2 separate regions of the Homo sapiens genome follow, and region 2 is linked to region 1. Evidence: chromatin loops called from intact Hi-C (ENCODE). Cell type or tissue: pancreas. All regions are shown on one strand. Links, peaks and the distances in the headings refer to the core of each region. The heading gives the core; the rest is flanking DNA.

Region 1 (2,908 bases), core at 220-2,719:
TGCCTGAGGGCACCCAGCTGTGGGTGTCTGACATGCAGCATCTCCCAGAGTCCTTCTGACATGGTCTGCCTAAGGGTGTGCCTGGGTGAAGTTGGCAGGATACCTGTGACCAGGAGACCTGCCTGAAGGGAACCGCCTAGGACTATCTAACCATGCATCTGTGTGGATCTGCCCAGGGCTATGTAAGAGTCCTGATTCTATCTGAGTGTATCTAACCAGTTAGTCTCAGTACAAAATCTGAGCAGATACCACTGAAGGTATGTGACTTATTCTATGTGACTAGGTGTATTTCAGTGTGTGCAACAGACCAAGGGCCTCTGACCAGCTGTAACTCACTAGGTCTTCCTAACCAGGGGTACCTTGCTGTGTGACTGAGGCAGAGTCAGCCATCCCAATCTACATGCCTTGGATATCTGAGAGCATGGATCACCAATCCTCAACAGTGTCCTGGACCCCAGGTTTCTGACTAGGTGTTTCTTTTCTTTCTTTCTTTTTTTTTTTTTGAGATGGTGTCTCACTCTGTTGCCCAGGCTGGAATGCAGTGTCACATCATGGCTCACTGCAACCTCTGCCTCCTGGGTTCAAGTGCCTCAGCCTCCTGATTAGCTGGGATTACAGGTGCCCACCACCACGCCCAGATAAATCTTGTATTTTTAGTAGGGACAGGGATTTCACCATGTTGGCCGGGCTAGTCTCAACTTCCTGACCTCAGGTGATCCACCTGCCTCGGCCTCCCAAAGTGCTGGGATTACAGGCGTGAGCCACCACGCCCACACTCTGACTAGGTGTTTCTAACTCTCTCTCACTGCAGTACCTTTCTTGGGGCATTTCAGTGTGTGAGTGCCAAGGTGTTTGGTGACAGGAGATACCAAGCTCAGAGGAAGGAAAGTGGCCCCTGAGCCCCATGGAGGAGGAAGGGGCTGCTGTCCTACAGTCCTGGGAAGGGCAGGGAGAGACCCAACCATGTGGACCATGCATGGAGCAGTACTCACGACAGAAGTCCGGCCGCCTCCACTCGCCGAGCTGGGCCCCAGCGGCCTGACAGGCTGCCACGTAGGTAGCCACTGCAGGACAGAGGCCTCCAGGATGGCCCTGAACTTGGCAGGCGTCCAGCAAGCAGCCCTGGAAGTACTGCGCGGGCGGCACAAGGCCGTGGCAGGGTGCCAGCGGGCCGTCGGTGGCGGAGATCACGCCGCAGGCGTCCGGGCCGCCGAAGGACTCCTGCTGCTCTGGGGTGCACGGCGACGGGCATGGCTTGGACACACATTCCCCGCAGCCCTGGGCCCCGCCCACCTGCCATCCAGCGGGCTTCCCGCCCACAGCCTTGAGGTCGTCTGCGGGGTCCTGGTTGTAGTTCCCGCATAAGCCACAGAGAGAGGCCGCGTACGCCGCCGGCACGCGCAGGCGCACGAAGCTGTCCCCATCGAAAGCCAGCGAGAGCCCTGAGGTTGTGGTCACCACCACGTCGGCGCCGCTCAGGTGTGCGTGCAGGAGCGAGTCCAGCTGGAAAGGCAGAGCCACGAACACGCCGTCGACCTGCGGGCGGGGGATGGCGGCGGGGGGATGGGGCGCGGTGAGTGGAGAGAACACGGGTTTGAATCCTGGCCCCACCACCTACTAGCTGTGGGACCCAGAGCATGTCACCTCCCCTCTGAAAATAATAATGAGCATCTATAGGCCGGGCCTGGTGGCAAAGCCTGCAATCCCAGTACTTTGGAAGGACGAGATGGGAGGATCACTTGAGGTCAGAAGTTCAGACCCGCCTGGGCAACATAGTGAGACCCCCATCTCTACAAAAAAAATGAAAAATTAGCCAGCATGGTGGCCTGCGCCTTTAGTCCCAGCCACTTGGGAGGCGGAGGCCAAGGCGGGAGGATGGATTGAGCCCAGCAGTTCCAGGCTACAGTGAGCCCTAATCCTGTCACTGCACTCCAGCCTGGGCAACAGAGTCAGGCTAAGAAAAGAAAGAAAGAAAGAAAAACAGAAAAGAAAAAACAAAGAGCCTCTATAGGCTCATGTCACTGACTCCTCATCCTTCTCAAAAACAGGTACTTTCTTAGACCAGTTTACAGAGGAATACACTAGGCTCAGAGAGGAAGAAGCCGCTGTGCCAAGCCACCAGGCTCCTAGGCGTACACTCTGACCCTTCCATCATGCCCCAGCTAAGCTGTGAAAGGGGCCCAGGGGAATGGTGAAGCCCTTACCATCTCAGGCAACCCCAGAGCTGGCACTTGCTCCTGTCTGGCCCACAGCCCTCCTCACCTGTAGCTTCCGGGGCCAGCGGGCACTCAGTGTCAGGCTGTGGTTGTAGATTTGCAGGGTGACACTGCGGGTGTAGCTGACAGCCTGGCTGCCCCGGTGCTCATTGGCTACAGTGACAGTGAAGTTCTCAGCCCCCAAGGGTGGTCCGTGGCAGGGTGCACTCAGCAGGTACTCGCAGGTGCCTTGGAAATCGAATCGGTGCCCATCCAGAGTGACGTAATGGGGGTCACCCCACGCCTGGCACTCAGCTGTGCTGACGGGCTGGCAGCCGTGCTGGCCGGATGGCAGGAGGCCACACACTTCACCCAGCCCACAGCTGGCAGGTGTGCAGACCAGCGAGCCACCCCCAGGCCCGCAGCGACACCACTGGGAGCAGGTGCCATCAGCCCAAAACTCACTGCCCGCCTCGTGGTAGGTGCCATTGGCCCAGCAGCCGCAGCCGTTGTTGAGGGGAACACAGCGGTCAGCACTTAACACGAAACCCGCGTCGCACTGGCAGCCCTCCACACAGGGGCCCTCACATACGGCTGGCGTCGTAAGGGGTGCAGGGGACGGACAGCTGGCTGGGCAGGGTGGGCCACAGACCTCATAGTGGCTGTTTTCTGGGCAGGTGATCTCTGTGGGCAGACGAAGGAGCAGGAAGGAG
Region 2 (2,908 bases), core at 312-2,811, 58 kb before region 1:
CAGAGGACAAGCCCTGGAAGCTGATGGGCTGGACGGGGGGCAGGGATGGGAGGGAGGCATTCAGAATGAGGCCCATGGCTCCCTCTGAGAACCTGGAGCCTGGAGGGGCCACCCCTGAGACAAAGGCTGAGAGAGCATGTTTGGAATCTGGGACATGGTGAGTGTTAAGGGCCCAAGGATTGCCCAGTTGGGATTGGGGGATTGTCCATGAGGCCTCCGGATCCTCCAGGTCTAGGGCTCAGAGTAGAGGTCAGGGCTAAGGACAGAGTGTGTCATCTGCACAGAGATAGGAAACAGACCATGAAAGAGGGTAAGGTGGCCCCAAGGTGAGAAGAGAGAACATAGCCCCACCACATTTAACAGACTGGTGAAAACAGAGGAGCCCGCAAGGAAGCAAAACGTAGAGGAAATGTCAGGGGATAGCAGACTCACAGAAACTAAGGGGAGGGTGTGCTCACAGAAGGCAGGCAGGGTCACCACAGCCGATTTTTGCCAAGATGACCAATAAGATGAGCACCAAAAAGAGCCCACTGAGCCAGGCTTCTCACTGGCAGAGGAAGGAGTTATAAAGAAAGCAAGGGGGGGATGGTGAGAATGAACCCTCTGGTACTAGACTAGTGTCAGAGTATCAGTATGAACTCATGCTTATTTTTACACACCATTCTCCAATGAAAAGAACCAGTGACTCTAGAGGAAGAGCTAATTCTAGGGCTGGTGCAGGGAGAATACATGAGCCTGGAATATCTTGCAGTGCCAGAAAGTAAGAAGGTGTTGGAGAAAAAAAAAAGAGTAAAGAACACAGGAGCCAACCTGAAAGATAAACGCTGATGGCCAAGGCTAAAACAACTTGAGCAAAAAAAAAATTGATTACAATAATGTTGGGGTATGCCCAACTAATAAATATTCATGAGTCCACACGGAAATAAACTAATGATTGTATAAATAAAATAAGTGAAGTATGATAGAAGGGACAAATCTTCCATATGGAATTCTAAATAGTAAATGTAAAGAAATGAGGGAAACAGAAAGTCATCATTATAATATCACGGTAATAACTGCTACAGACCGGGTCCACTGATGAATGCTAAAATGTGTGGGTAAACTTGAAGGAGAAATGGGATATTTGTGCAGCCTCCAAGTATCTCCCTATTTCCCTCCAGGAATCAGGCTTAGCTCTCCTCTGAGTGTGGGCTGGATTTAGTGACTTGCTTCTAACAAATGAGTAAAGGGAAAATAGTGGTATTATCGTTGGGAAATCTGCAGACACCACTTTCATGAAGTGATCAGGTTAACCTCACCTCAGTGAGCATTCTTCCCAAAGCCTAAAATCCCAGTCTAACCACGAGCAAAATGTCAGACAACCTCAGACTGAGGGCCATTCTACAAAAACATCTCACCAGTACTCCTCAGAACTGTCAAGGTCATGAAAAACAAGGAAGGACTGAGAAATTGTCACAGATTGGAGGAGGCCAACGAGAAATGACCAACAAATGCAACATGGTATCCTGGATTGGATCCTGGAACAGAAAAAGGACATTAATGGAAAAACAGGAGAAATAGGATTCAAGTCTGGAGTTTAACAGAATATTAATCCATGTTAATTTCTCAGTTTTGACAAATATACAATAATTATGTAAGATGCTAACACTAGGTGGAAGTTGGGTGTAGGTATAGGGAAGTCCCTGTATCATCTTTGCAACTTGTCTGTAAATCTAAAATTATTAAATTTTAAAACGTTCACAAAACTTTAAGTCTCCTCTGCAATATGGCTCGAGGTGGTCCCCCGCGGAGTTCCAAAGCACGCTTTGTTTGACTCATCCTTCAGATCTCATCTTACATGCTCCCCACGCCAGGAAGTCCCACCTGACACCACAGACTGGGTCAGGAGCTGCCTCTGGCTCCCACAGTCCCCCTGTGGCTCCCCTATCCTGGCCCCAACCCCTCTGCCTCCCCATCCCAGCCCTGGTCACTGTCTGCCGTTGGGGTTGTCTTCCCCACTGGACTGTGAGCTTTGCGAGGGCAAGGTGGAGGCTGTCTCAGCCATTGCTGTGTCTCAGCCATTGCTGTGTCTCTCTTGAGTTGAGAGTAATGCGTGTCTCCCTGACTCCTCTGGGAATACCCATGAACAGGCAGAAGCTGCGCCTGAATCCTCCCAACTGACCCTTAACGCTTCACAGCCCAAGGCCTGCCAGATCCACCTTCCTGGTATCCCCTTTCCTGTTTGCTCAATCCAGGACACATCTGAGGCAATATAAATGGTCTGTCTCACCCATCAGCCAAAAGAGGGTCAAATCATCTCCAACCCCTGCCACACCTGCCCACCCACATGTCCGCCCTGTACACCAAGTGTCAGAAACACATGGTGACTGTGAATGTTTGGGGGGCCTGCCCAGTCCACAGCCCTTCTGAGCAGACAGTCATCACTATAGGAACCCTCCAGCTCCAGTGAGTTGAGCAGGGTTGGATACCCGACCCTGGAAATCCCATTCCTATCTGGGAAATTCGGAATGAAGACTGAGGGGCTGCGGGTAACTGAGCTGGAAGATCACATAGAGTGGGGGCAAGAGTCCACCCAGGACCAACCCAGCTGCCTGAGAACAGGAAGCAGCCAATGCAAAGAGAAGCAGAGACCACAGGGCCCAGTGGAAAGGAGGAATGTCACACCACTGTCTCACTTCTGCTTCTATTCTGTTCTCATGAAGCCCTTGTCAGGTTCTTTCCATCACTACCCACAACCAATCACAGTGAGTTCTGCCTTCAAAATGCACCCAGACTCCAATGACTACTCATTCTGCCCCTGCCCTGGTACAGGCCACTGTCATCTCACCTAGATTATTGCAGCAACCTCCTCACGGGCCTCCCTGCTCTCATTCTCAGCCCACACTTCCATCTATACACCCTCCCTTAG

The links. Hi-C counts contacts between places; a loop is a spot of excess contacts. Peaks named below come from ENCODE experiments on the same cell type or tissue, not always from the same donor. Only the 100,000 strongest peaks of a DNase experiment are listed, where the experiment ranks them.
Region 2: a loop joins it to region 1, with 7 times the contacts of the local background. A loop is called at or near these places in 1 of 110 quality-filtered maps.

The regions. Positions count from the first base shown.
Region 1 is chr19:39,874,396-39,877,303 of GRCh38, forward strand. FCGBP (Fc gamma binding protein) reads right to left here. Exons shown (of 36, transcript NM_003890.3): 29 at 2,263-2,879; 30 at 993-1,536. Among named protein-coding and RNA genes, the nearest start is that of FBL, 29 kb to the left of the region's middle. In pancreas, for the core only: no CTCF peak of the experiment used is centred there; a DNase peak (open chromatin) is centred at 1,191.
Region 2 is chr19:39,816,196-39,819,103 of GRCh38, forward strand. No RefSeq gene overlaps it. Among named protein-coding and RNA genes, the nearest start is that of MIR6719, 12 kb to the right of the region's middle. In pancreas, for the core only: no CTCF peak of the experiment used is centred there; no DNase peak of the experiment used is centred there.